3 separate regions of the Mus musculus genome follow, and all the other regions are linked to region 1. Evidence: chromatin loops called from intact Hi-C (ENCODE). Cell type or tissue: left cerebral cortex. All regions are shown on one strand. Each heading gives the region's core, and the rest is flanking DNA. Links, peaks and the distances in the headings are about the cores only. Region 1 holds the start of Gm20383 (predicted gene, 20383). Region 2 has its middle 27 kb from the start of Tacr1. Region 3 overlaps M1ap (meiosis 1 associated protein).

Region 1 (10,299 bases), core at 4,250-6,749:
GCCTCTATTTCAAAGTCATACAAATTTTTCATTAGGTTTCAGTTGAATATATTATATGAGCATTTACTTGTTTTTTAGGTCCACCCTATTTTTACACCAACCATCTTCTAAATGAATTATAACTTTCCCAATAAGCTGAAAAGAATATTTCTAACAGGTATTAAGTATGTATACTGGCCAGGTGTTGTGGTAAATGCCTGGAGCCCCAGTTCTATGGAGACTGAGGCAGAAAATTACAAGTTCAATGTCTGAAGCTTGAGAATAAGACTTTGACTCAAAAACTACAAACAAGCAAGCAAACAAACATATTGTGTCCATTCCTAAATTCAGGGGATAATTTGGTCATATGTGTGTCTGACAAACAATCACTGTCTTAAATTTTAATATTTTTAAAGGTAGCTGCCCCCAGTTTTCCTCTTCAGAGATGTCAGTTAAAGCCCTGTTATACCACCCAACTGTAATTATGTTTGTTAATTAAATAAATCTTGCACTGACTAGATAAGGAGTTCAAGGCCAGTCTGGACTACACAAGAATCTAAAAAAATAAAATAAAATAAATGAAGACAGAGATTATCCAGCAACTCTTAAAGGTCAAGGAATCCCACAGACTACCAGCAACCAGCCTATTGGTGCCCTCATCTTGGCTTTGCTCAGCCTCCCCAGGGAGATGATAAGATGCTGTCCGTGGGTCCATCCCGGCTGAGGTACTTGGTTACATACAGAAGGTCAGCATACGCAGCAGCTGGACAGGAATGAAGGCAGAAATCCGTCCAATGTGAGTAAGTCCTTCTCTCTTCAGGCCAGCCACTGATGGGGCCATTAGGAAGCCAGCAAGACGAGCCTCACAACGTGCACTTGGCTGCAGAAGCGTTGATGTAGCAGAGAAATGGCTCTCAGTGTGGGATGTAGCAGAACAACTTGGGACGCCCTGCTGCAGCCCTCAGCCTGGGGGCTCTGCCTTCCCGGTGGGTGGCTTTGTGCCCAAGCTCAAGCCACTCAGCCATCGCTCTGCAAACAACGTGTATTTCGTTACTTAGGCAGTAATTTATTTTGGACACATGGTCTCCTGTAGCCCAGGTTGGCCCTAATTGAATTCGTATGTATCGAAGAATGACCATGAAGTGTGAGTCTTCCTCCTTCCACTTCCAAAGAGCTGGGGTTCCTGGCATGTGCCACCATACCCAGGCTTAGGTGATCAGGGCTTTGAGCACGTTACGTGAACACTCTAAAGCCTTGGCAATGCCCCAGTCCTGCCTTGATAACTCTCGAAGCTTAAGGCAGTGAAGTGCCCATGATTTATTCTCAAATGATTCTGCCCCCACCCCACCCCCACCTCCTGTCTGGCTTCCCGTACCACACAGCCATCCAAATGTCTCTGCAACATGAGGAAATGTCCCATGGACATCCATCTGTCCTCTTGCGCTGACTCTGGTGTCGGCACTCCATCCTGTTTATTGACTGGAGGAACTGTAGACTCGCAGGGAGTCCCCGGTTCTTACAAGAGAGAACCCTTGTTCTTACTGTGTCGACCCTGTGTCCATCCAGCCCTTCAGGACTCAGGGTCTCCTGAGCTAACTACTGCAGCAAGGCATCCAAACTTCGTTCCTCCACCACTCCCTCCTGTCAGCTCCCTCAGACAGGCCACACAAAGGAGGCTTAGCAGCTCTGAAGTCTCCCTGGAATGCAGAGCCAGCCTCCTCAACCCCCAAAAGAGCGGTAGACCAAACTCAGAGGGCAAACCCCACACTGAGAGAGCGGCTCTCTTTCCTTGTGTTTACACGCGAAGCTTCTTCCTTAGAAAACCAAAACGAAACAAAACAAAAACCAAACCAGAAATTCACCTCATAACGATTGTCCCGGAGAAGGCCTGTAAAGGGACCTCAGTAAGTTCCAGAAACTTCTAAATATGGAAACTGCACTGGGGCAAGCAGTGGGGGAGAAACGTGGAGTCATAGTGGGGATTCTGAGAGCTGGGAATGTGGAACTCGGGCCCAACTTGGCTCTTAAAAAAGAACCCCAGCACTCATTAATTGGCCCTAAAATCCACCGAGTAAAAAGGAAAAATAAATGAGCTCATTAAACGCGGAAGAAGGGACGACCTGACCTGGAGGCTTAAACAAGGAAATGCCCAACACCCGCTTAGAAAAACAAGGGGGTGCTGGGCTCATCAGACCCGTGGCCCGGAGCAGAGACTGCCCTGTCCAACGAAGCTGCCTCATCTGTGCCACCCTGTGAGGCTCACCCACCCTCAGCTGCAACCAGGCAGGCTAGGACCCTGCAGCACCCCGCAGCCAGCCAGAATGGTTGCTGTGGTTGACCAGGTCTAGTGGTCTCCTGCGCAAACTCAGAGCAATCAGTTGAGAAATACAGTGGGGAATCAATCCCGGGAGAATGAGGCACTCCAGAGAGAATTTTGACTTCAGCCAGATTGTTGGTAACTAACTGCCTGTGACAACTGGAGCCTTGGGTTTGGTTTAATAAGAGCTGTTCATTCTCCTGCATCTTTCCTGTCCTACCCATTACCCCCCCCCCCTCCCCGCTTACTATCACGGAGCTGGTCTTATGCTAGGCACTGGGGGGGGGGGGGGAGGGAGCTGACTCGGGGGGTGGGGGTGGGGTGGGGCAGTGGGGTGGGGGGCGTGGGGGAGGGAACAAATGTACTCTTACAGCTCTGCCCAGCCTATAGATCCCTGGCTCCCAACTGAAGGTTTACTACCTGAGTCCACTTTAGATTGGAGGAATTCTGCAGGCTCCCTTTGGCCTTCTTTGTTCTTTGTGGGTCTTACTGTTTTTTTATTATTCTTTTTTTTTTCTGAGAGAGAGAGAGAGAGAGAGGCATATACCTGTGTATGTATGCATGTATGTATGTATATATGTATTATGTGTATGCACATACTCACATAGAGCCTAGAGAATTAATGTTGCCTTCCTCCATTGTTTTCAATGAATCTAGTCTCTCACTGAACCTAGGGCTTGTGATGTGACTGACAGGCCATTGGGCAACCCTCATCTTCTCTCCCCATTCTCCTTCCTTCTGCACTCAAGCGCTGGGGCTGCAGAAACAAGTGGAAAACTCTGTCTTTTCCATGGAGGCTAGGGATTCAAACACTTTACCCACTGAGCCACCTCCCCAGCTCCTTATCATTAAGCTTATTTATGATGGAGTGAGTTCCGCAGTGACATGTTCATAGACACACACCTCTGTCCTCTGCTCTCCGCAGCCCACCCCATCCCCTTTCCCCTGTCTCCAGTTCCTTCCCTGCCTAGGAGATCACCCACTGCAAGGTTCAGGAATAGCACAAGGGAGGACAGAGGAGGGGTGGGGTGTCTGCCCGCTGTGTGTTTCTGGGAACGAAAGCACTGTCTATGGGCTGGGGACAGAGCTTACCTCAAGTGCTCAGAGCCCTAAATGGAGTATAATGGTTCAAGCTGATAATCCCAGCACTGTGAAGGGGAAAGAAGGATATTCAAGGTCATTGTAACTGTATATCAAAGAATACATAAGGCCCCCTTTCAAAAATATAAACAATAAGAAGACTAGGGAAATGGTCCAGTAGATATGTGCTTGCTACATGGGCATGAGGACTGGTACCCCAAATCCAACATAAAAAAAACTGGTGCCTCCAGAAGGAGAGACAAGGAGAGAGTGGGTCCCCTGGGAAAGACTGGCTAACCAGCCTAGCCCAAATCTGTGAGCTCTGGGTCCAGTGACAAGCCTCAGTAAGTAAGTGGAGACCAGCGGAGAGGGTACCTGTCCTCAACCTCGGCCTCCAGAACCAGAAGTCGTTCCATGAGGCAGGGTCCCACAGGCAGAGGGGCTGGGGGTGAAGGCTGGGTATTTGTGAGCCTGTGAATAGGTTGTGGGTGTGTGTTCATGTACATATGTATAGCCATGTGCATGTGTGAGTGTGCAGACACATGCGTGTGTGACTTTGCCTGTGTGCATACATGCGCTTGCAACCCTGGCAGAGGCTCATGGAGCAAAGACAAGAGGAGGACAAACAGGAAACCCACCCACTGCCATGCCAAAGAAGCTATGGGGTTCCTGCTGGCTTTGTTCCATCCACTGAGTCCCCATGGGGACTCTGTGACCCAATGATGCTCCTGGCTGACTCTCGGGCAAAGCTATCCTTTGTCTAAACTTGACACCTCACAGAGAATCCTGTATTCCAGCAAGATCTAGCCCAACTACTTCTCTTCACCCCCCATTTCTAATGTGCACACCAACCTCAAGGAGAGTCATGTAATCAAGGGAACAGAAATTGCCTGAGCCTTAAGGTCCTGAGCCCCAACTCCGCTAACGAGCTGTGCGGCTCTTAACTGTTCGAGTAACCTTCTCCTTCCTTGTCTATAAAGTAGCTTTAATACTGTCTATCAAATAAAGCAGTCATTGGGATTAGAAAGAGCCTTCCCCAAATACCCTCAGCCACTGTTCAGATGGCAACTGACACTATCCTAAATTGGAGCTGTGTGCCACCTCTGCTGCCTTTGGTTACTGGCTCCTCCTCCATGGGGCGGGTTGTGGCCTGGTTCTTGGCATGACAGCCAGGACTTTCTGTGACTTCCATTTAGGCCACAAAAACACTGGGTTCTCTGCTTGGCATCTCCAGGGAGCTTACCCTCAGCTTCGCAATGCTTTATAACTAATTGTCATGCTCCAACAAGCCTTTGGAATCCAAAGTCACTTACTTTATGGGGGTCAGATGGCTACATCAGTTTCAGGTCTGCTTTCAAGGTCAAGGCTACAGACTGTTCTGGATGTTAGGCATACGAGTTGCAGTTCCCTCTTAAACTCTCACCAAGCCAGGGTGATTTACAGGAAGGGTGCACACGAAAGATTTAAAATTTGTAGTCCCCTTGTCTGGGGAGAAATGTGCGGTGATCTTAGGCCTTGTCAGCCAGGTCTGCAGTGGAGGGGGGTGGAGGAGGAAAGAGACTCCCTGGAAGTCCCTCCAGGGAGTCCCCAGAAACTTTCTCAAAAGTTCATGTGCTACCAAGGGAGGTGATACCAGGATCCTTTTTGTTCTGAGCTAGAAACAAAGACTCACTGGGCAGCACAGGGCTCCTGGGACCAGCTGGCACCTGGGTGATGGTTGTGACTCAACTGAACGACAACCTCGTGAGCTCAAGTGGGGTCACTCCTGGACAAGGTTTCTGCTCAGGGAACAGTGGCTGTGCTTGCTTGCCCGCAGGGACAAAAGCCGCTTTGTGAAAGGCCCCGGGACTGTGAGGAGGCGCCACCGTGCGGTGGCTTGAGGAAGAGCGCCTCTTTTGGCTCTCAGGAAGGGGTGACTCAAGAAGCAGAAGTGTGTGTGTGTGTGTGTGTGTGTGTGTGTGTGTGTGTGTGTGTGTGTGTGAAGGCTCTTTGCTACTGTAATTGACAAAAACAAAAGGCTGTGTCCTCCTTTGCATTTCCAGTGGGAAAAAAAAACAATCCTTACTCCATCCAGCTCCAACCAGTTGCTTCCCCTTAAAAAGCAATGATGTAAACACAATCCAATTAGAATAAAGTAGTGACAAGCTTGAAGGTGTTCTGCGGGTGGGTGAATGACCCGAGTATGGAATGGAACGTAGAGGTCAGAAGTGACACATAGGTGTCACGTGGTGGTCAGAGGGCACTTTCAGGAGTCAGTTCTCTCTTTCTGTCACATGGGTCCTGGCATCCAACTCTTCAGTTAATCCCTGAGCCATCTCACCAGGCCTCTTGCTTCTTGTTCTCATTTCTCACCTTGATAGCCCTGTTAGAAGATACTTTTCCTGCCTCGGTCAAAAAAGAGGAAGTCAGTTGGCAAATGCTCTTTGGAAATGTAGTTTGTAAAGGAGAGAAGCCATGGGGCTTAGAAGGCGAACATGAATCTTGCCAGCAGCACTCAGTGCTAGGGACCAGGGTGGGAGGATCAAATCACAACATCACACATGGGCACCCTACGCCTGAGCCATGCCAATTGTGATCGTCCAGTACGTTGAGGACTCCAGAGAGCCGGATGGTCTAGCAGGATGCTGGGGGGAGCATCCGCACCTGCCTGCTGGGGAGTGGTAAGTGAAGACATTGTAAAAGAGGTGACACTGAAGCTGGAACTTGAAGGATGAGTCAGGGGTAAGGGCATAAAAGGGAAGGTAGGTAGGGTTGGGAAGACTGGGAGGACTGGCTGGCTGATGGGAGACTGGGCTGGAAGACAACGAACCTGGAGACAATGGCAAACAAATAACATAATTATTCATCACGTAATTCATCACACCCTTTGGTGTTTCCTTATTGCTTAATGGAGGCACCCTTAGTTCCTTGCAGGAATATGAGAGTCTGCTCTCCTCCGTTGGCCTCAGCTTAACCTCTAGCGTGCCTGAGACTCCATGCACCTAGCACCCCTACCCCTCCGTAAGCATATAGAGTGCACAGTCTCCCCTTTGGTGCTTCTGATGGTTTGTATATGCTTGGCCTACGGAGTGCACTGTTGGGAGGTGTGGCCTTGTGGGTGTGAGCTTTAATACCCTTGTCCTAGCTGCCTGAGAGCCAGTATGCTGCTAACAGCCTTCAGATGAAGATGCAGAACTCTCAGCTCCTGCACCATGCCTGCCTGGATGCTGCCATGTTCCTGCCTTGATGAAAATGGACTGAACCTCTGAACCTGTAAGCCAGCCCCAATTAAATGTCCTTATAAGAGTTGCCTTGGTCATGGTATCTGTTCATAGCCATAGAACCCTCTAACTAAGACAGAGCTTTTGCCTAAACCAAATCTCTCTGTGTGCCATAATTGGCAAGATTTAAGTTTGACACTACCTGATCTGCAAATGTCTCCAGTTCCACTGGATAGGTGACAAACCTCTCTGACTTCCTCCTAGATCTACTCACTCCACTCTTATGCTTGCCTTCTTGCATTTGTTCTCTAATTGGCAACGCCATTAGTTAGAGCATCATGGGTACCATCTGCATCTGCCAGAACTGTCCCCCGAGTGCCTCCAAACTACCTGATGCAAACCAGGCACTCAAAACACCCAAGAGGGAGGCAGAAGTGTGATTCCATTTGTGGCTTGCTTGTCTAGTGTGTACTAACCCCTTAATTCAATCCCAAGAGCCTGATAAGCGAGAAACAGCAGCAACACCAGCCTGTTGTCCCAGCTCCGGGAAGGTAGAAGGAGGAGGATCAGAAATCCAAGGTTTGGACAGATGAGATTGCTCAGTAGGTAAAGGCACTGGCTGCCAAGTCTGAAGACCAGAGTTCAATCTGCTAAACCCATATTGTGGAAGAAGAGACACCAACTCCCACAAGCTGTCCTTTATGTCCACACACAAAATGTGAAGCATGTGTGGCTGTGCACATACACATGCATGAACAGTTTTAAAGGTCAGGCATTGGTGGTACATACCATTATCCCCAGCATTCTGACAGCAGAGGCAGGCGGTTCTCTGTGAGTTCAAAGCCAGTCTAGTCTACAGATCAAGGTCCAAGCTAGTCGGGGCTGTATAGTAAGATCCCAACTCAAAAAAAATTTTTAAAAAAAGGAAGGAAGGAGATCATTTTCAAATCCATAGTGAGTTCAAGACCATCCCATGATAAATGAGGCCCAAACGTGGAAGACTGTAGCAAGGAAGAGAGCAGCCACAATATGGTGTCAGGTCTCCACTGGGACTCCTTCATACACCCCTGGCTTTACCAGAACTCAGAGAACTTTGTAGGCTCACCCTATACATGGGCTCACTCTGAAAGCAGCCTTTGTACTTTCTGTGAGGCCACTTTCCCTTTTAGAATCCACCCCCTTGAAGACCCTGCCATGAGGAGGGTGGCGATTCTTACCTTCCCCAGCCTCAGTGGGCTCCCAGGAGCTGCTGTCACAGCTGCGGGACACAATCTGCTTCTATCCCAGGAGCCGCTGTCACAGCTGCGGGACACAATCTGCTTCTATCTTGCATAGCTCCAGAAGGCTCTTCTGCTTGTTTGTTTTTCTCATGAATGCTCAGATTAGCTCTCCAGGTTGCAGCTAAATCTACTACAAAGAAGAGTGGGAAGGGCTTGCTAACGGGCAACTACAAGATTTGTCCCCCAGATGCCTGGGACCACATTCTTCTGTTTACCTTGGCACAATGGCAGAGCTGTTCCTCAATGGCCTAAATGTCACCTCAATCCTCTCTTGTCTATCCCTCTTCCACCCCCTTTCACCTCCCTCCCCAAGGCTTCAAAACCAAACGAAGCATGAGCAACCGCATCAGCTAACCCCTGGCAAGCATAGCCACAGATGTTAAAGGTACATGCTCACTGACACGGGAGAGTGCCTCTGACATCTTATTTTAAATTGATAAACATGTGTTATGTTAATACAGAGAAAAGGAGACCAGAAATAAAGAAACCAAAATGTTTGGTATTATTTGAGCCCTGGATCCCCACAAGGTAGAATCAACTTTTGCAAACTGTCCTCTGAACTTGACATGTGCACCATGGTACACATGTGCCCCTCACTCCCCCAGTTTATACAATACTAATAAACAAACATTTTAAAATCAAAATGTGATTATGAAGATATTTGAAATAAAAAACCATCATGCCCTGGGATCAACCCGACCCAAAGTCTATACATCTCACTGAACCTCTACCCAGAGAGGTCATTCCAGAGCTAGAGAGCTTCATACCAGGTTTTGCACTTCCAATGTTGCATATATTTGTATGCCCGTATTGACCACCAACCCCTGAAAAATCCAAGGTAGGGTCAGAGCTAGAGAAGCAGTTCTCCTTCATGATTCAAGTGCCCCTCACCTGTGCTTAGCCCTGCCTCGTGCCCTAATATTCTGCCTGTCTTGTTTTCCTTCCTACTTGCTATGCCATACCCACATGTGCATGTTTGTACACACACACACACACACACACACACACACACACACACACACTACACACTATGCTCTGCATATGAGGGCAAACACAGCTTTTTCCTTTTCTGTGATTCCGTGAACTCAATATTATGTAGTCTAGTCTAACTAAGTACTTCTAAAGATGATAAGCTAGGCATGGTGGCACATGCCTACTTCACCCAGTGATAGGAGGATCAAGAGATCCTCAGCTGTAGAGCAAACTCAGGGTGAGTCTATGCCATATGAGAAGCAACCAGAAGACAACAAAACAAAACAAAACCAAAGAAGCCGATGGCATCGGAGAAACAAGGTATGGGCAACACCCTGAAGGAAGAGCACAGGTCGCTGTGGAAATATTTGCAGGGGAGCCAAGTAAGACAAAGAATGTTAAGACCTCGAGGATGAGGAATGAGACAAAGTGGGGAGGTGGGTGTGGGGTGCTGCTGTTCATGTGCACAGAAGAAATGGCTAATGAAAAGGCTAACCAACTTGGCTATTGAGAATGGGAATGTGGACTAAGAGAAGCCTTGGACACAGCAGGGGTGAGCACCCTCTCCAGGGAGGCACAAGGCCACAGACAGGACTAGGGGTTTCCTTCTAACTATAATGAAAGGATTTGTACAAGAGAGTGGCAAGGGAAAGAAGACACCATCCTCGCCCTCGGGGAACTTGCTATGGTGTAATCCGATTAGAAGCTCCAAAAACTTTAATTAGGCTTAGGAAAAATGATGAGAACACAGAAATCACAGCAGTCCTTGTCTAGAGGGCTTGGGAAGATATAATCGCATTGACACTAACTACTGTGAGAATTTCGTGTTCTGTTCTGCCTCTAAGTTTTCCCAGGGAAGATAAAGAGAGAATGGGCTAAGAGATATTTATGTTCTGGTGACTATAGGAGCAGAATAAATAAAATACACGAGACGAGGAACTGGGGAGATGGCTCAGCAGCTAAGGGCACTTACTGCTCTTGCAGAGCTCTAGAGTTCAGAAAAGAGGTTAGATGGCTCAAAACTGCCTGTAACTCCAGCCACAAGTGACCAGACACCCTCTTCTGGTCTCTGCAGGTACCCGCACCCATGTGCATATACCAACACACAGACACACATAAACATATACATAATTAAAAATAAACATCATAAAAAGTGCATGAGCCAAAGGTGGAAAGAATTGCCCTTAAAGCCTGCTTCTCTCTGTGTGGGGTGCAGTGTTGCGTATGGTCCAAAAGTGTCAGGATCTCTAGATCTAGTGTTCTTCCTTAAGCCCATCCCTAAAGTGCCGAACTGTGTCCTGATCCAGAAACTTCTTTCTTTCTTTCTTTCTTTCTTTCTTTCTTTCTTTCTTTCTTTCTTTCTTTCTTTCTTTCTTTCTTTCTTTCTTTCTCTCTCTCTCTCTCTCTCTCTCTCTCTCTCTCTCTCTCTCTCTCTCTCTCTCTCTCTTTCTTTCTTTTTTTTTCCTAGACA
Region 2 (10,299 bases), core at 4,182-6,681, 390 kb before region 1:
TCACAAAAACTGTTAAGGGGGTGTCCTCTTCTATCTTTATCACTAGGCTTCCTTCCTTTCAGAAGGATTATCATCCACTATGCAGTATGTCTTGTTCAGGCTAAATTTTGACTTCTGGAGGCTCATTCACGTCCTGCACCACCTTGCCTATGTTAAGCTGAGTTAGCTAGTGTGAAAATACTCAGTTTAGAGGGACGATATCAATCAATGAGGCGGTGACAGAATAGAAATCACCCAACTTTCCACCTTCACACTACAGGGACAGATGTTGATGCTGATAACCAGAAGGGAAAGCACACATGAGTGTAATACTGAGTGAGCTCAGTGCACACACACACACACACACACACACACACACACACTTTCCCCCTGCTTTATGTGCAATGACTCTCTGTGGCTGGGAAACTTACAGACCCAGGGCTGGTTAGAGCTATTTGCTGGTCATTCCTCTCACTTAGCCTCATTCCATGTGGTCATCACCAACTGAGTTGTGCGACCCATGTGAACTGGAGGTAGAGGAGATGGCAGTGTGGTCTGCTCAGGCAGAGTGGGAATAGAGGCTTCTGACTGTCTGGAAAGCTCTTATGCAAAAGGGAGTGAGACTCAGTGAGGGAGCTTCTGGAGTGGTTCAATTTGTGTCAGAGGAAGAAGTTGGTCTTTGAAAGCCTTAAACAAAATGCAGTGTTATAGCTGGACTGATTGAGAGTTTCCATTTACAGGATAGTTGCTAGGAAAGTACAGGGGAGGAGGGAGGGAGGGAGGGAGGGAGGGAGGGAGCGAGGGAGGGAGGGAAGGGAAGGAAGGAACATAACAACATAGCACAGCAGGCATGTTTTAGAAGGAGTATGTGGTTTTTAGGCATAGTGAGTTTCTGAGTTAAAAATAGTATCAGCAAGGGAAGAGAGTGATTGTATTTTATTACCCTAATATCTATCTAGAAAAATTTCAAATTTATTTTTCATTTTTATGTGATGAATGTTTTGTCTGCACATACATATGTGCACCATGTAGATGTGGTACCCTTGGAGGCCAGAAGAGGGCAGTTGATCTCTTAGAATTGGAGTTCCAGACAGTTATAAGCCACACCCTGTGTGTTCTGGGAATTGAGGCCAGGTCCTCCATGAGAGCAGTAAGTATTCTTAACTGATGAGCCATAGTTTTAGCTCTATGCCTAGAGACTTAAAAAAAAAAACTCATATATGGATGTAAAATATGCACAGCAAACTGTCAGTTTCTCATACATATAAATTCAACAGAAATAATTCATCCAGCAACACTATATACACACTGCTATTTTTTTCCAAAATAGAGGGTACCAGATAAATTGGTTCAATTAGAAATAGTTCTTTTAGAACTTAAAATTTATTAGCTCAATAATTGCTTCTTTCCCCAAATAGTCATATTTAATTTTTTGCCTCACACTCAGTTCTCTGTAGAAGTATAATTAGGAACACAAGAATAAGCCTTAGAATGAAGACTTCAAAATCCAAACAGAGGAAGTTATAGCCAGGAACAGAGATGTCAAAGGTTGAGAAGAGATCCTTGGTCACCTACTGTCTCCAATGTCACCGAAAGACAAACGTATGTTTTATCTCTAGGGCTTTGGCACTGAATCTTTGCTAGTAGAGTTCTAAAAGGATATAAACTTTGTAGAAGACAATTTGTATTGCCTATTAGTGGTTTCAGACAGGACTTAGCCATTTGATCCAGTGACTTTATTTCTAAGTTTTATTATAAAGAATAATCAGAGAGGTGCATGTAGATTTTAAATGTTTTATTTTTATTTATGTGAATGTGGATTTGCCTATGTGTCTGTATGTACACCATGCGTATGCAATGCCTATCAAGGTCAGGAAAAACAAAAAGCAAGCAGACAAACAAACAAACAAACAAACAAAACACCCTTCACAAACCACTGTTTCCCTTAGAACTAGAGTTCCAGTCAGTTGTGAGCCACTACTGCGGACAGAATCTTGGTCCTCTTTATGAGCAACCAATGTTCTTAATCACTGGGCATCTCTCCAGCCCTGTGCATTGGAATTTTGATTATGAGTGCTCAACTTTAGCTTACATTCTGTCTTAGTTACTGCTGTAAAAGGCACCATGACCAAGGCAACTTAAAAGAAAAAGTATTTAGTTGGGGGCTTACTTAGTGCTTTAGTCCATGATCATCATAATGCAAATCATGGTGGCAGGCAGGCAGGCAGGCAGGCAGGCAGGCAGGCAGGCAGGCAGGGCACTGGAGAAGGACCTGAGAACTTACGTGCTGATCCCCAGGCAGGAAGGAGAGAGAGAGAGAGAGAGAGAGAGAGAGAGAGAGAGAGAGAGAGAGAGAGAGACCAAGCCTGGCCTGTGATTTTGAAACCTCTAAGTCCACTCCCACTAACACACCTCCTCCAGCAAGCCACGCCTCCCAATTCTTCCTAAACAGGGGAACCAAAGATTCAAAAATGAGGTTCTGTCTTAAAATCTCTCTCTCTCTCTCTCTCTCTCTCTCTCTCTCTCTCTCTCTCTCTCTCTCTCTCTCTCTCTGTCTCTAACGCCCCTGCCGTGTGTGTGTGTGTGTGTGTGTGTGTGTGTGTGTGTGTGTGTGTGTATTCTAAAGAATGACACCCAAAGATGACCAACCTCCACATACCCAGAATGGAGGAAGGGAGGGAGGTATGAGGGAGGAAAGGAGGGAGGGAAGGGGAGAGGAAAGGAGGGAGGGAGACAATGGTAAGAGACCCATCAAAAATTAGCACTGTAATAGTCTCATAATTGCTTAAGATTTTGTCTCCACTTTTCAGCATTTCTAAATCTTTATGATTAATATATTTTCCTTCCACACAAAGGAATACACTTTAAAGCAAAGTTCTGTACATTGGAAAACCAGGGCACATTATGAGATTTGCATTTCAACACGATGTGGTTGGAATGATTCCTTTGGCATCTCCTGGAAAGTGAAGAAATTATAATGCAAAGCCTTTCTGTACAATAGAAAGTCTCTATACTGGCGCCCTGCTGACAACACTAGTTTACATGACAATGTGGACAGGGGAATTTTCACAAGGCCCCACCTCCAGATAAAAAGTTACAGGTGATTAGTGGCTGCCAAAGGAGGGAGAAGCCATGCTCCACATACATTGTCAGTCCCAAGTGGTCAGCCCTGGACACATGTATATACAGGTGACACTGAATGAACTCAGTGAGCACGCACACACACACACACACACACACACACACACACACACACACACACACGGCGGAGAGAACAATATTAAAGAAAAAGAGGCTATGAATTTAGGAAGGAGGAGGGATTGGGAGGAAGGGGTGGGGAGGAGGGGGCAGTGCATCACTTATGTGTGATGTTCACTTTGGATCCCAGGTGCAGTATGCACTTGAGCATCATGGCTTACTCCCCACTGAGTTTTAGACAATGCTCTAAAACCCTGGCTCTGGGATGTGGCTGCCTTCCTCTTCTGGAGCCTTGTCCTCCCCAGACAGGTGCCCTTTCAGGACCCTAATGTTACAGAGCCTCCTCAGGGTAACTGGATGTTTTAGGGATTCCCATTTTCTTGAGTTCTGCAAGCACAGCAATTTATAGGGCACTGCTGCGAATCCCATTGGCTTCTCAGTGCCAGAGACACCATGCTAGGACTTGCGAAGACACAGAGACCTGTCACATAGTTCAGTTCTCACTGCAGAGCAACTGTGAAAAGCCTCTGCTTATGAGGGGAAGCGCTCTGGGCTCCAGTTACAGACCTGAAAGCTCGTTAATTAGATTCCTTTGCATCAGATTTGGCTGAGAAAGATACTGAATTTTATAATGTATGAATCTGTTTCTTTTATTAGTGAAGAGTTTTGTGACAGTTTGTTAAAACTATAAACATGGAAAGAGAGTGGAAGCAAAAGTGTCTCCTTCCAAGAACACTGGTAGATGGCTCTCAAGAACATGGCTGCTGCCCTCACACTCCTGCTTTGCTCCTCTATTCAAAGAGATGAGATCCCATCCAGTCCACGAAAACGAAAGACACCTCCACCCCACCCTACTGACTCAGAAACCGGAAATGCAGAAGAGGCAATGCCAGTATGAGGATGTGGAACAATTTGTGTTCTTTCAAACCCTCTAGGTGATTGGGACGTATGTCAAAATTTAAAATCCATCATCACCATCCTAAGGCCAAAGACACATGGTTAGGCAATTAAATTGCTGTTACAAGTGCTGGATGGAGAATTGGCTCAGGGGTTAAGAGCACAGGTTGCTCTTACAGAAGGCCAGAATTCAATTCCCAGCATACACATGGCGACTCACAACCATCTGCTACATCAGTTCCAGGATATCCAACATCCCCTTCTGTCCTCTGAGGATACCATACTCCCACACGTAGTGGTACATAGACAGAGCAAATACTCATATACATAAAATAAATAAATCTTAAAAAAATTTAAAATATTGTTACATTCAGGGAATTGAACAACATATCCTATTCAGTTGTCCTGAGCTATCCTAAAATGTTGCCAGCTCTTCTTTTCTTTGTCATCTGACCCAGATCCAGTCAAGGGTCAGTTCCTGGATTTCAGTGGTGCTAACTGCTTTAGCCAGGTGTGACACATCTGGAGTCTGATCGCACTAACAATGACAGACCCAGTGTACCTCCTTCTTGTTCCAGAGAGGGCAAAGTCTGCTGAGGAACTGCACTAATTGTGTTGTGTTTTGTTGTTATTGTTGTCAACTGGACTGAGGCCACTGTCATTTGAGAAGAGGTTACGCCAATTAAAAACATTACTTTTTCAGATTGATCTTTGGGCAAGTCTGGGGACATTTCCTGATTGATGGTTGATGTGGAAGGCCCAGTTCACTGTGCGCAGCCACCCCTGGGCAGGTGGTCCTGGGATGTGTAAGCAATAGATTGAGCAAGCATGAAGAGTTTGCAATAAGCAAATTTCCTCCATGGCTTTTGCTTCAGCTCCTGCCTCCGGGTTCCTGTCTTGAGATCCTGCCCTGACTTCTCTGCACGATGGACCACAGTTATAAGCTGAAGTAAACTGCCTCCTTCCCAAGTCACTTTTGGTCAAGGATGTCTTTGTCACAGCAATAGAAAGCAGACTGGGACAGGAACAGAGCCAGAAAGCTAGCCCAAGACTTTGTCTTGGGCTCAGGAAGGGTACACGCCCCCCACCCCCACCCCAGGCACTCGCCTGATGGAAACTGAAGGCTCCTAGAGCTGAGTTGGAACTTGCATGCTGACTGTAGACATAACCTGGCATCAGAGTCAGAATTTACAGGACAGTCCCTTCAACAACTGTACAGTAGGTATTCCCCACATCCTGTGGGGCACTCTCTAGGATAAATCATATGAGAAGCAACAGAACCAGTCTCAGTATTTTTTTTTCAATTGGTGTTATATTGACTATCTTTCCTAATCACAAGGCAAAGTGTTCAGTAACAAGAAATCGCTGGAAAACATAAAAAAAAGCATGAAAATTAAATAGTAATGTACTCTTAATCAACCGATGGATCAAGAAAGGATTCAAGAAAAAATTTTAAGATTTTAAATAAATGAAATTGGAGACACAGTCTCAAAACCTATGGAATCCATTAAAGCAGAAATACTGGGGGAAGTTTTTTAACGTCAGCATAGAAAGAAAAAATGGGACACTCTCCAACAAACAACCTCAAAGCACTAGAAAACCAAACACATTCAATGCAAACTTAGTAAATGGAAAGAACTACACTTCAGAGCAAACCCAAATGAATTAAAGGGGAAAAGAACAAAATTAATATAAGGAAGAGATGACTATTCAAACACATAACTTCACAAACCCTTAACTAGATTAAGGAAGAAGAGGGGACAGCTTGAATGACTATAAGCAGAAATGACAAGATGCTCTAAGTCAGATGACAGAAATGCAAAGAAGTTTGTGGTTCTTATGTTCAACTCAAGGCTGACAGATCTGATAACTAGAAAGACAGATTTCTGCGTCAGTCCATCTTAACAAGGCAACGTTGTGAAGAAACAGAGCAGGCGAGCAGACTAACAACAAGTAACAAGATTGAGTTAGTTATAAAAGCCTCTCGTTAAAGACAGCTCTAGAACCAACGTCTCCTCCATGGGATGTTTGCAGACATCTAAAGTAATAGCAGTTCTAAGGGAGGTGTTTTCCGAGTCCACTCCATAAGCCTAGTTGCCCTGATACCCACAGCAGGCAGGCATCAAACAACAGCAATAAAAAGCTATTATCCTTGAAGAACATAGATGCAAAAGCCACAAACTAAATGTAGAAGCACATTAAAGTGTCATCCACTATGATCAGGCAAGTTTTATCCTGAAGGGTGGGGGGATGTGTGAAGATGGTGTAACAAAATTTCAAAAGATTGACACACAGCACAGCACAGCAATGTAGGGCAAAACCACACAGCCATCTCAACACATGAAGAAAAGCAGTGGGCAAAATTCAGCATCTTTTCAGTATCAAAACTGAGAACTTGGACACAGAAGGAAGATAGCATAGTATCAGCCACATGTCAACCAACAGCCAACATCATTCTACATAGAAAAAAAATGGAGATTTTTTTCTGGGACAAAACAAGACTGTGAGTGTTCATCACTTTCATCAAACCTTGAACTAAAATTCCTGGCCAGAAAAGAGAAAGGAGCATCACACATGGAGAGAGGAAAGGTCAGTTTGTCAGATGGCTGGTTTGCGGTGCCCTGATAGCTTAAAAAAGGTGTGTGTAGGTATGTGTGTGTGTGTGTGTGTGTGTGTGTGTGTGTGTGTTGTGTGTATCCACTCTAGCATTGCAATTTCCCTGAGCCTTAAAATTCCTTCATCAACACTAAGCCAAAGGATACCAGGCATCTCCAACTCCTTTTCCATAGGCCATCTTTTGATAAATGCTTCAGCTAACCATTCTGACACCTTTTTAAACTGTGGGAGCTTCCATATTAAACCTAGACTCTCCACTCAGAGGGCCCATGTCAATAAACTCAGCCTGATCTGGTCTTATGTTCCTTCCACTATTATCCCATACCCTTAGAATCCATTCCCACACACATTCCCCAGGTTTCTGCTTGAATGAATTAGCAAACTCATTAAGCTCCTTAGTAGTGTAGCGAATTTCCTCGTGGACTACACTTTCTACCTCCCCTCTAGGGGCCTGCTTTGCCTTGACTCTGGTTATAGGTCTGGAAGAAACTATTGGTGGGCCTTGAGGAACATCAGTATTGTCTTACCTGACATCTTCTTCAAAGAAAGTCACTGCTGGTTTATCAGACAATGACGGATTCGTTTCCTCAGGTGAAAAGGGCAGTATTTCTAGGGGTGGGGCTGAGGTACTTCCTCAGGTGAGATAAACCCTTGAGAATCTGATGATTCAAAGTTCTCAGCTTCCACAGTGTCCTCCCACATATCCCCATCACAAGGTGTAGGATCCCATTCTTTGCCAATTAATGCCCTTACTTTAACTGCTGACACCCTCTGAGGCTGAGACTTGAATTTTCACTGTAATTCAGCCAACCTTATAATGAGGGCTTCTGTTTGATTTTCTGTAGCTCAAGCTCTAGGGCTGTGGAGAGAAGATTCTCTTCAAGGGCACACTTAGAAAACTTTACATTGTTTATTTGCATCTGGAGCTGGTCAATTTTATCATGCAGCTCATTCCTTTATCAATTTTTCCAGAAATGCTAAGACTATCGAGCCAGCAAGATCATTTTCCTTATTTTCCCTCAAACTGTGGAAAATTTCTTATACTGGGTCACCTAATTCATTGCCAGTCACAATTGACGGATCAAGATAATCAAAGGTATTTGCTTCTTTAAGTTTGAAATATAGTTTCCACCACAGGCCTTTCATATTCTTCAAGAGTGTGAAGGACAGAGTGTCTGGAGAGCTTTCAGTAGCTGAAGGCGCTGGCAACTTATTAAGCCAATTCCAGATCCTTAAAGGATTCATCCTTATACTTCTGCTCCTCTAGAACCACTCCAGGCATCAGCTCCTGTATTAAGTCAGGGTTCTCTAGAGTCACAGAACTTATGGAATGTTTTTGTATATTAAGTATTGTATTACAGTCTGTAGTCCAGCTAACCCAACAATGGGCAGCTGTGAATGGGAAGTCCAAGGATCTAATAGTTGCTCAGTCCCACAGGGCTAGGTGTTTCAGCTGGTCTGTATAAGCTGGAATCCTGAAGAAGCAGGTACCAACAGATGTGCTAGCAAGTAAATGCAAGCAGGGAAGAAGGGTGAGTCTTCCTTCTTCCATTGTCCTTATGCAGGTCTCTAGCAGAGGGTGTGGTCCAGATTAAAGGTGTGGTCCACCATACCTGGATCTGGGACTTACTTTGTCCCAGGCTGGCCTTGAAGTCAGAGATCTGCTTGCCTCAGTCTCCTGGGATTAAAGGCGTGTACTACTTTTCCTGGGCCTAAACTCTGCATGCCTCAAGATGTATCTCCATGTTAAGATCCAGGTCAGAAGCCTGAGTCTTCCAGGCTCAAGATCTGGGATCATAGTTCATTCCAGATGTAGTCAAGTTGACGACCAGAAATAGCCATCACCATGTGTGTGTGTGCATGTGTGTGTGGTGTGCTGTGTGTGTACATGGTGCAGTGTGTGTGTGTGCAAGCATACATGTGTATGTTGTGTGTGCATATGCTTATGTCTGTGTGCATGCATGTGCATGCTTTGTGTATGCACAACAGTTCACCTCAAGTGTCATTCCTTAGGAGCTGCACATCTTATATTTTGAAACAGGCTTTCTCAGTGAGCCTGGTGCTTACTCATTCAGCTAGTCTCTCTCGTGGTGGACAATTCTGCCTCTGTTTCCTAACCGCTGGGTGATAGGACATTTCAGGCCCTTTGTGTGGGTGCTGGAGATTGAACTCGGGTCCTCATGCTTGTGTGAGAAGCACTTCACCAACTGAGCCAGTCATTTCCCCAGTCCTTAGCATGACCTTATAACCAGGAAAGCCCAAAGATGGCACAAACTCCCATTTGAACTAATAATAATTAGAATAAGTTCAGTGTTTTCAGGATACAAAATTCACATACAAAAATTAGTGTTGCTGCTAAATGCCAACAATATAATATCTACAAAGAAATCACAGAGGTAGTGCCATTTCCAATGAGCTCACAAATACAAAGGACTAATGTAACCAGAGGGGTGAAAGATCTCTAAAATGAAGTGTAGAAAACAATGAGCACAGAATCCAAACATACACAAATGGGCACACATTCCTCACACATGGATTAGAAAATCAATGCTAACTAATCAATATTGATAAAGTTACTGTATTATGTAAAGAGAGATAATGACAATGAAATTTGTATTTCAAACAACTAGAGGCTGGAGAGGTGACTCAGAAGTTAAGAATATTTTCTACTTTCCCCAGGACCAGTGTTTGGTTCCCAGAACCCATGTTGGGGAGTTCACAACTTCCTGTAACTAAAGCTCCATGGAATTTGATGTCCTCCTCTGGTCTCTTTGGAGACCTGCACAAGTGTGCATATGCACATAGAGAGATCACACACACATACACACACACACACACACACACACACACACACACAGAGACAGAGACAGAACCAGAGAGAAACAACAGAGACAGAGAGAGTAAATAATTATTTAAAATAATTTTTTACAAAGCTAGAAAAAACTGAATCTTTTCACCATAGAGACATGAAATATTTGAAGAAATATTTTTATTCTAACACAAGCATTTACACAGCATAAACACGTATCAGAACATCATGTGGTGCCCCCAACAGATACCATTCTTATGTATCAGTTAAAAATAAGCACAAACCTTACAAAAGCAAACGGCACTGCTCCTGCATGGCTCCTCTCGCTACATGCTGCAATTGTTATGTTGTTTTGTGCTGTTCGTCACAGAGTCTGTGTTCACTGTCATATAGCAGTCCATTATTTGGGAATATCGGACTCCCTGTTGATGAATGCTTGAATTGTTTAGCTTCTGGCAATAAGGATGATGCTATTATATCTTTTTAGTACAGATTTGGGCATTTTTGTTGGATACATGCCCGGGAATCCAGTTGCTGGTTCATAGAGTTTGCTCAATTTCAGTTCACATTTACAAACACATAATTGCTTATGCCAATTGCACGCACTCTAAGGCCATTCCATGCCCTTGGAAATAAATGGTGTCATCGGTTGTTTCAATTTCTACCATCCCATTTTAGTTTAAGCGTGCATTGCTCTGATGAAGGAAAGAATGTGGTTGGGTACATCCATCTCATCTCTGTGGAATCTGGTGTGGTTGTCTGCTATTTAAACAAAAATGGTTAGTCTCTTTTAGTGTTTC
Region 3 (10,299 bases), core at 3,367-5,866, 980 kb before region 1:
TCCTCTTCCTTCTCCTCCTCCTCTTCCTCCTCTTCCTTCTCTTCCTCCTCCTCCTCCTCTTCCTCCTCCTCTTTTTTTTCTTTTTGCAAGTGTTCTTTTTCCCCCCTTGGGTATTTTCTTTCTTTCTTTTTTTTCTATTAGATATTTTCTTTATTTACATTTCAAATGTTATCCCCTTTTCTGGTTTCCCCTCCAAAAACCCCCTATCCCCTCCCCCTCCCTCTGCTCACCAACCCACCACTCCTGCTTCTTGGCCCTGGCATTCCTCTACACTGGGGGACTGAACACCCTCAGGTCCAAGGGCCTCTCCTCCCACTGATGTCCAACAAGGTCATCTTCTGCCACATATGTGGCCAGCACCATGGGTTGCTCCATGTGTATTCTTTGGTTGATGGCCCAGTCCCCGGGAGCTCTGTTGCTCCCTCCATGAGGCTGCAAACTCCCTCAGTTCCTTCAGTCCCTTCTCCAACTCCTCCATCGGGGATCCCCAAGCTCAGTCCAATGGTTAGCTGCGCGCTTCCTCCTCTGTATTTGTCAGGCTCTGGTAGAGCCTCTCAGGAGACAGCCGTTATCAGGCTTCTGTCAGCAAGCACTTCCCAGCATCCACAATAAAGTTCGGGTTTGATGGCTCTATATGGGATGGATCCGCAGGTGGGGCAGTCTTTGGATGGCCTTTCCATCAGTCTCTGCTCCACACTTTGTCTCCATATTTCCTCCTGTGAGTATCAGGGATCATTTCTATAGTTTGTAACTAAAGACAGATTCTTAAGGAAGCAATGTAATTTAATCTGATTCTAGTTCAATGATACTTGTACGGATGTATGAATTAAAAAGAATGTGTGCTAAAGATCTGAGACATTATTTGAAGTAATTCCAAGAATCAGTAAGGTAAGGAAGGAGGAAAAAACCTTTGAATAAGAATGGCCCCCAGAGGTTCATATATTTGCATGTTTAGTCACCAGGGAGTGGAATTGTCTGGTAGGATTAGAAGGCTTAGGGGGTGTGACTTTTTAGGAAGAGGTGCGTCACTGGGTGTGGGCTTTGAGGTTTCAAAAGACCATGCCAGACCCAGTCTCACTCTCTTTGCCTGTGGATCAGGATTAAGGTTTTTAAAAATTATTTATTCATTTTTATTAATTTATATCCCAAATGTTGCCCCTCCCTGCCCCCCCTCACAGAGTTCTTCCCATCCACCCCATCTCCAAATCCCCCTTCCCTGAGGCATCCAGTCTCTACAAGATTAGGCTCATCCTCTCCCACTGAGGCCACACAGAGCAATTCTCCGATACATATGTGCAGGAAAGGGGGTGCTTTGGACTAGCCCATATATGTTCTATCACTGATACTATGTTGTGCTTGCAGACAGGAGCCTAACATGGCTGTCCTATGAGAGGTTCTACTAGCAGATGAATGAGACAGATGCAGATACTTATAGCCAAGCATTGGACTAAGGTCAGGGATTCCTATAGACAAGTTAGGGGCAGGATTGAAGGAACTGAAGGGGATGACAACCCCATAGGAAGACCAACAGTGTCAGCTAACCTGAACCTCTGGGAGCTCCCAGAGACTAAGCCACCAACCAAAGAGGATGTAGTTTTCAACTACATCCAGCAAAAGGTCTGCTGTTCCTGCCGCCATGCTCTCTGCCATGTTGATAATGAACTAAGCCTCTGAAACTGTAAGCAAGCCCCTAGTTAAATGTTTTCTCTTATAAGAGTTGCCATGGTCATGGTGTCACTTCACAGCAATAGAAAGGTGACTAAGACATGACCCAAAAGCAGAAATAAATGATACTTGACATGCTTATAAAATCCATGAGTTTGAGCTGTAATACTGCCAGGGCAAAAAGACTGTTTAAGTCAGGCTGTCTCGCCTTTCTTACTTTGCTTTTATATGTTCCTCTTTAAGTCTCAGGGAGGGGGGCCTGAAGGCACAAGAAATTAGACATCAATTCTGACACAGAGAAAATGAAAAATCTAGATAGGGAAATAAAAAAAAAACCTATTCAAGAAATAAGCGAAATCAGACCGTAAATATAGCCTAAAAGATTTATTTGTGCGGAGTATGCATGTATGTGTGTGATTGTATGTACATGTGCGTGCGTGTGTGTGTGTGTGTGTGTGCGCGTGTGTGTGCGTGTGTGTGTGTGTATGTGTGTACATGTGCACAAATGGAGACATTTCATGTGGGTTTGTGGAAGTCAGAGGAAAGCCTAGAGTCTCTTCCTTGCCTTCCTCCTTGTTTTGAGTCCGGGTCTCTTTGTTGCTTGGTGTTGAACCTGTAAGCCAGCCCTAATCAAATGTTTTTTCTTTATAAGCGTTGCTATGGTCATGGTGACTCTTCACAGCAATAAAACCCAAAGTAAGATAGTATGTACGTGTGTAGGTGTCTGTGGTTATATACTCGTGACTGTAAGTGCCCGTAGATTCCCTGAACTGAAGTTACAGGCAGTTGTGAGTTGTCTAATATGGATGCTGGTCACTGAATTCAGGTTCTCTCAAAGAGCAGTACATACTCTTAACTTGTGAGCCATCTCTCCAGCCCCAGTACTTTCTGTTTTACAACTTTTGGGAAAGAAAAATCACTATATTGTGCATTTTTATTTGCCCTTTTTCTGTATGCTTTTATTGTCACAACTAGGAATATGTGAGCCTGTTTGGGTTTTTATCTTCATAACTCTATGTTTATGCGATTCCTTTAAACTTTAGAAGTATTTGATTTGCCACATGACAGAATTACTCTATTTCTTTGTCTTATTCTCCCTCTCCCATTGCACTCAGTTATAGTCTACCACAGCATCTTTCTTAGAACTCACCTTTATCTCTGTTATTTGTTGCTTTGACATGATTCCTTTTGAATATCAGCTACTAAGGATGAGGAAATAACACTATAGGTAAACCAAAGTTAGGTGAACCCTAACACCTCAATGTAGATTAATTTCAATAAATTCTTTATAATGAAAAATTTTAAAGAATTAGGAAGAGTGTCACAGGAAGGACATTCTTCTGGAATCCTCCTTTGAGGGGGAAATTAATCATTTGGGTTAGAATTATTTATATTCATGTCACAATGGCTATAAAAGGAATTCTAATATTTTAATTATGAATTCTCTGTCATGAGTCCTTATAACAGGTTCAGATTTGATGATACTAAAAAATTAAATGTGAGGGTAATCTTGGGTCCATCCTAGAAATGATCCACCATATGCTGTCTTTCTACATTTACATTTTGGGTGACTCTGTGGACAGAAAATGTCAGATGTCTATATAGTTCAGTGAAAATGGATTTAAGGGCCTCTTTTCCTTATAGACTGCATTGTTTGTATACACAATGATAGTCACTCCTGCCATTTCCTTGAACTTCTAACTAGCACTGACTTTACTGTTCTACAGTTAGGAAAATTTGGCTTGTCATTACTTCTGAGTTACCACTGAGGAGTCCTATGGGTGACTTTTTTTTTTCCAGGACTGACTATAGGCAATTAAAAGGCTTTACCTGGAAGGTTTCATGGTGGCAGTAGAAAAGTGACTCTGGTGTGCAGCCAATTCACTTCAGTTTCTGAAGGACATGGCCAAGGACTCAGGTTGCCCTGGCATGTCCTGTTCTTGGGATATTTGTCTCCTTATCTCTCGACAGCTTCATTCCTAGGTCTCTAAGGCCTATAATGAGGTTCTCCTCAAGTGCTTCTTCCAAGACTTCTTTATGAGAGGACAGGGAAACTTGAATACCCCTTTCTCTATTCTAACTCAGTCTTTTCTACCCTTAGCCTTCCTTCTGCTTTCTTTAACCCCAACCTTACAAAGCCATCAAAACTTTTTGTCTGGGGTTCACTCAACAGTGTCTTCATCTCTGTCAATACATTTAGCTCTCAAACATTCTGAAGAAGAAAAAAAAAAGTGGGAAAGCTGGGTGTGGTGATGCACAACTGCAATCCCAGCACTCTGAGGAATGAATCAGAGTCGCCACAGGTTTGAAGCTAGCCTGAGCCATGTAGTGAGCTTCACGTCAGTCTGGTTGACACAGAGAGATATTGAATTAAATAAACAAAAGAATAAAATACAAAATCTACCAGCAACATCACCAACACCACTAACAGCAAAATGGAATGGGGGATAGGCACTTTTCTCAGGTTAGACCCTTGCTTACTCCATTTCAGTAGGTGACTAAAGGCTTAACCTTTTCCCTTGGTTTGTTAGTTGACTTTGACACCTGGCAGATCAGCTGTTTGCCAGCTTGGATAAGCTCATTCAAGCTCATGGTTTTTAGTATAAAACAGCTTGCCTTTCCTAGAGAAGTGATTAAGGGAATCAATTGATTTCAAAATGGCCACCTATACTAGGGAGTAACAGGGAGATAAGAGAAATTATCACAATATTTGATACTGTGTAGTTTCTGTCTGCCTTTTCAGATATCTGTCTACTTTTCACTCTCTGGTTTTGTATCCTTGAAGGCAAATCTATAGGGATGATTCAATGAGTTTCCCCACACTCCTGCTTCTTAAACTGTGTGTCCAATGGAAGGCAGTAGCTGGGGATTTAATTCAGGAGTCCCACTTACCCATACTGTACTTAGCTGAGTCCAGGCTCTCCCCACTGCGAAATCCCATTGTCAGTGTTCTTGCACCTACTGCAATGGCTCTAAATAAAATCTTTAATGGTGCTTTAACAAGAGTCACTACATTTTCTGTAACAAAGGTCACAGATTCCATGAGGCGGCCCTCTTTAGTCCTGGGTGGCCTGGCTGTAGCAGTATCTTTTGTTGACTCTGTCTAAACTCTGCCTTCACCTCTGCAAATATCCTCTTTCTGTATCTCTGAAAAAATTTCAGCTTGGGCATACCATCTGTTTCTTGCTTGCAACTTGACTGATTTATATAGCTCTTTAAAAAGCTTCCTTTAAAAAGGAAAATGGGAGTTTTCTTTCCTTTCCCATATATAGTTCTCTCTCCTCTAGATACCTTGGTCTTTCTGAAGTCCCAGATCCTAGGTTTTCCTCTTCTGTACTGAGGCTTGGAAACTGAAGACAGTGGCAGCCTTAGGTGCCCTCATTTGCTCCCCCTCATGGTATTCTCTGATGTACAGATTCCTTAAGACGTGTGTGTGTGTGTGTGTGTGTGTGTGTGTGTGTGTGTGTGTGTGCACGCATGTGCTTAGGACAGAGGCCAACCTCGAGCATTATTCCTCAGAAGCTTTGCTAGTTTGCTTCCTGATGCTGTGATAAACACCATGACCAAAAGCAACTTGGGAGAGGAAAGGTCCATCATTGAGGGAAACTGGGCAGGAACTTAGAGTCAGGAACTGAAGCAAAGACCATAGAGGAATGCTACTCAGTGGCTTGCTCAGCTATCTACTGGCTTGTACATCCCACCTGCTCAGACATGACATGGCCCACAGGGGCTTAGGCCCTTCTACATCAGTTAGCAATCAAGAATATGCTCCCACAGACATGCTCATAGGCCAATTTGATGGAGACAATTCTTCAATTGAGGTTTCTTCTTACCTGGTATGTCAAGTTGACAGCCAAGATAGTCATTACAGTAGTCATCTACCTCTTCTCCTCTTCTCTCTTCTCTTATCTTTTCTTCTCGTCTCTTCTTTCTCTTTTCTCTCTTCTCTTCTCTCTCTTCTCTTCTCTCCTCTCTTCTCTCCTCTCTTTTCTCTCCTCTCTCTTTTCTTCTCTCTCTTCTCTCCTCTCACTTCTTGCCTCTCTTTTCTTTTCTCTCTCTTCTCTCCTCTCTTTTTTCCTCTCTTCTCTCCTCTCTTCTCTCTTCTCTCTTCCCTCCTCTTTCTTCTCTCCTCTTTCTTCTCTCCTCTCTCTTCTCTCCTCTCTTCTCTCCTCTCCTCTCTCCTCTCTTCTGTCCTTTTTCTTCTCTTCTCTCTCCTCTCCTCTTTCTTCTCTCCTCTCTCTCCTCTCCTCTCTTTCCTCTCTTCTCTCCTCTCTCTTCTCTCTTTTCTTCTCTCCTCTCTCTTCTCTCCTCTCTTCTCCCCTCTCTTCTCTCTCTTCTCTCCTCTCTCTTCTCTCTTCTATTCTCTCTTCTCTCCTCTCTTCTCCCCTCTCTTCTCTCTCTTCTCTCCTCTCTCTTCTCTCTTCTATTCTCTCTTCTCTCCTCTTTTCTCCCCTCTCTACTCTCCTCTTTCGTCTCTCATTTCTTCTCATCTCCCCTCCCCTCCCCTCCCCTTCCCTTCTTTTTCAGACAGAGTTTCACTGGGACCTAGGGCCTGCTGATTTGGCCTTGCTAGAGTACCAAGGCTCCTCCTGTTCTGTCTTCTCAGCATTAGCACACATCACATCTAACTTTTTACATGATGATTAAGATCAGCCTCAGGTTCTTATTCTTCAGCCAACAGGTCTGGCTCATGATCAAACTCAGGTCTTGAGACAGCAAGCTCTTTAACTGATGAACTATCTCCACAGCCTCTTGTTTTGTTCTGGTTACTTTAGACAAGATGGTACATCTGGTCCTTGTTGCTTTGCCTGGATAGAACAATGACTTGCTTCTCACAATGGAATGTGGAATAAATGGACTTTTGTGACAAGGACATAAAGCATTCTCTGTCTCTGTCTCTCATCAGTTGGTTGTAGAAGAGTTAGGATGAGAACATGAAAATAATGCTATGGAGAGATCCAGGTCGTGAGGAAGTATGAACTATTAGCATATGAATATTCTACTTTAAAACTTTAGAAGTAGCTCCTTTAGCTCTCATCAAGCCCTCAAATGACTACAATTATGGCTCCCATTTTTAATACAACCTCACGAGGACCCTCAGGCCTGAGCTACCTACCTGAGCTGCTTATGGATTTTTAACTCACAATAAACATGAGATAATAAATGTTTATTATGCTAAGCTATCACATTTTAGCATAATCTGACAGAAAAAGTCGATGATCTAAGGAACCAAATTCTACACAACACATAGAAAGAATCAGTTTTATTCCTTACGTAATTTTAATGAGTTCCTATGCCCAACCCAGCTGAAATAACAATGTACTTAGACACAATTACTAGACTAAGTACTTGGAGTGTTTATATAAAAAAATTTTTCCCTGTATGATCCATTTTGAGACACAAAACCTACATTCTATAAGCTCATAGGCAATGTACTCTAGGTATTTTATATGAGTACACTGTAGCTATCTTCAGACATTCAGACACACCAGACAGAAGAGGGCACCTGATCCCATTATACATGGTTGTGAGCCACCAGGTAGTTGCTGGGAATTGAACTCAGGACTCTGTAAGAAAAATCAGTGCTCTTAACCACTGAGCCATCTCTCCAGCCTGGAATATTATATTTTTTAGCAGTACTGTAACCCAATAAATATAAAACATAAAACTGGCAAGAGGTCTATTGTGCTGGTTATTGTTTTGGTTCCCCCAACCTTTTTTTCTGTTGGTTTGACCAAGCAGGGTCATCTGGGAAGAGGGACCCTCAGTTGAGAAAATGCCTCTATTAGATTGGCCTGTAGGCAAGTCTATAGGGCATTTTCTTGATTAACAGTTGATATGGAAGGGGCCAAACCACTGTGGTTGGTGTCATTCCTAGGCAGCTGGTCTTGAGTTGTATAAGAAAGCAGTTTGAGCAAGCTATGAAGAACAAACTAGAAAGCAGCACTCCTCCACGGCCTGCCTCTACTTTGTTTCCTGCTGGGGAGCTTTCTGGCATTACAGTTTCCCCCGAGGAAGGCAGTGTAGGGATATGGAGTCAGTGATAGGAGCCTAAGCTGCTTTATTGTTGGTAATTCTTCTGTCTTTAATTCTTTGCTGTTCTGTGACCAAAATCTACAGACTTTTAGCAGTTCTTCTCTGGCTCAAGGGTCCCTGGCTGGCAAGCCTAGAGATTTGGAGTTCATTAACTTTTTGTGAGCCAGAAAGAAAAGAAGAGGAAATACTTTGGCCAGGCCAGACCACCAGTCTCAACAATTCCACAAATATTCATGTATATTTACATACCTACACATATACCTATATACATATGTATGTGCATACAGATAGACAAATAGACTTATACGTATATACATTTGGTGGATGGGGCTGAGCCCCAAGTGTCACACTTATTTTTTCTCTCTGTCTGCCTTATACCTTCTTAGACAAAAGTTCTTTATAAAATTACTTCATAGATAAAATGTTGCACAAAAGGGGAGTTACAAAAGGATGTCCATAGTGAGTTCAAAGCAGTATTTCATTCTATAAGCTCATTGCAAGTTAAAAGGACAGTTTCACATGGCCTTGCTTTACCATAGCGCATACCTATGATTTCATCCTTGGATCTGACTTAGAATGAATGTTTTTTCTTGATCACATATTTATTTCAAACCTGCTTTCTTATCTTATTGCAATTAACTCATGACACATGAAGCTTTACAGAGCTCTATTTGCAGCTTTATTCTATATATGGCTTGAAATCACTTATATAAATTTAGGAATTTTATAAGACCATTATCAGGAATTATGAAATCATCAATTTGTCTACACAGCATTATTATATGAAACTACATCTTCATATTGATTCTACAGGAAATCTGCCCAATAGGATGGGGCAATGTCCAGGATTCATTAGGTTTTATAACAGTGACAGGAAAGGCATATCAGCAGCAAGAAGCAATCCTGGGATAAAGTCTCTGGTGGCCTTGCATCTCAGAGCTCACCCATCGAAGGCCATGCAAAATGGAAGGTCATCTCCATAAAACTCATTTGCATGCCTTAGTCTTTCCTAGATGACTTCTGACAGGTTCCTGCCCTGACTTTTCTTCATGATGCACTGTGATCTGAATATGTAAGTCCAATAAACCCTTTCCTCTCTGTGAATGAGAGCTCCTGGAAAGAAGCTGTGTCTGACTAGGATTTTTGTATAGTGGAGAGACACAGTTAGCTAGTTCTAGCCCACTGGCACCATTCCTTGCCCACCTCTGTGTTAGAATCAATGTCTTATGACTGATATATTAAAACCTTTAGAATATATTAACTTAGCAGACCACATCTTGATCCAAAGACAGATAGGAGAAGACTCAGCATCCTCAGGTAGCTAGGAGGAGGGTTTCAAAGCCCACCCCCACAGTAACACACTTCTTTTAATAAGGCCAAACATCCTAATAGTGTCACTCCCTGAACCAACCATATTCAAACCACAACAGTGTTTATTATGGTAATAGAAAGGGAACTCAACAAATGAGTATTATTTCCATACTTTATAATACCAAAAGAGATGTTATATTTTCACTTTCAGTGAGGAGAAAACGAGTGGCTTCTAGTTAGATTTTACAGACTTAACCACCAACAAGTCTGTGAAGCGCCTTCCTTTGGTTATCTTAAAGACATCGTGCACGTACATCGATTTAACAATAAGGTTGACTCAGAGAAGGAGCTGCGTGGAATCACTGGAAGTCTTTGCCATCCCCATGATTTTGAACTATATCTAAGAGAGAGGGAAGCTTGAATTTCTTTGAGGAAGAGAGGAAGTAGACTATTGAAAGGGGGCTTTGTAAAGAGAATGGTCCTCAGCCCCTCCTTCTAAAACCTTACTGGTGTTTGACAGGAAGGGAGCTCATGTTTCACTGGAGTGGAGCCCAGGGAAAAATAGTCTCATGGTTTTTGCAGTTAGGAATTTCTGAGCAAAGAAATTAGGGCCTTGAGTTTTACCCCAGGACAAGTTTGATTGGATAACCAGACCGCTGAAGAGCTTTAGAAACTTCTTTAAGTGTTTACATTTCAAAGAGGGTGAAAGGCTCTAGCTGTTTGCACTTCAAAGAACTGCAAATGCTAAGACTTCTCTTCTCTCAATGAGAGGGATGGTTGCAGCCTATTTCAACCCTCAAATTTACAACTCAGAGGCTCCCTCTTGCAGCACAAACTCCCACATACACCTGATAACTTCTGGTTCATGTGGGCTAATCAGATATGAAGAACCAATGTGGTTTTTACTGTAAGAAATACCAACTGTGAGTTCTGCTATGGAAATCTCATTTGCTTTCAGGATACCAACAGTAGAGATAGACTTACCACAAATGGGAGGACACACTCATGCTGGTTCTGTACTGTGTATAAGCTGAACAGAGACATCCGGCTGGGGCCCATCAAACTGCAGGCTATCGAGAAGAAGTTCTGCAAGGCCTCACAGAGGTTGGGGCAGATGTCAACCCAGGAAGGTACGGCAATATTCACAATGAGAAGCCTCGGAGGTTGATGACTAATTTTCATGGCAGCGGAGGTCCCTCTACTAGTAGTTTTCCTTCGGTTCATGGCAGCCAAAGCAGTGTGGAACTGTGGCCACCACTTGAATAACCAATGTTTTATGAGCCTAAG

Evidence for each region. Peaks named below come from ENCODE experiments on the same cell type or tissue, not always from the same donor. Only the 100,000 strongest peaks of a DNase experiment are listed, where the experiment ranks them.
Region 2: it touches region 1 in a loop (2.7-fold over the local background); 10 of 42 quality-filtered maps call a loop at or near these places.
Region 3: a loop joins it to region 1, with 3.0 times the contacts of the local background. A loop is called at or near these places in 9 of 42 quality-filtered maps.

What each region holds. Positions count from the first base shown.
Region 1 is chr6:81,982,110-81,992,408 of GRCm38, reverse strand. Gm20383 (predicted gene, 20383) reads right to left here and starts at 8,088. Exons shown (of 2, transcript NR_157233.1): 1 at 7,794-8,088; 2 at 1-1,008. In left cerebral cortex, for the core only: a CTCF peak has its summit at 5,205; DNase peaks (open chromatin) are centred at 4,536 and 5,215; H3K27ac peaks cover 550 bases.
Region 2 is chr6:82,370,301-82,380,599 of GRCm38, reverse strand. No RefSeq gene overlaps it. Among named protein-coding and RNA genes, the nearest start is that of Tacr1, 27 kb to the left of the region's middle. In left cerebral cortex, for the core only: no CTCF peak of the experiment used is centred there; no DNase peak of the experiment used is centred there.
Region 3 is chr6:82,956,404-82,966,702 of GRCm38, reverse strand. It overlaps M1ap (meiosis 1 associated protein), which reads right to left. Exons shown (of 10, transcript NM_033079.2): 2 at 9,997-10,294. The coding sequence starts at 10,236. Among named protein-coding and RNA genes, the nearest start is that of M1ap, 15 kb to the right of the region's middle. In left cerebral cortex, for the core only: no CTCF peak of the experiment used is centred there; a DNase peak (open chromatin) is centred at 4,828; H3K27ac peaks cover 619 bases.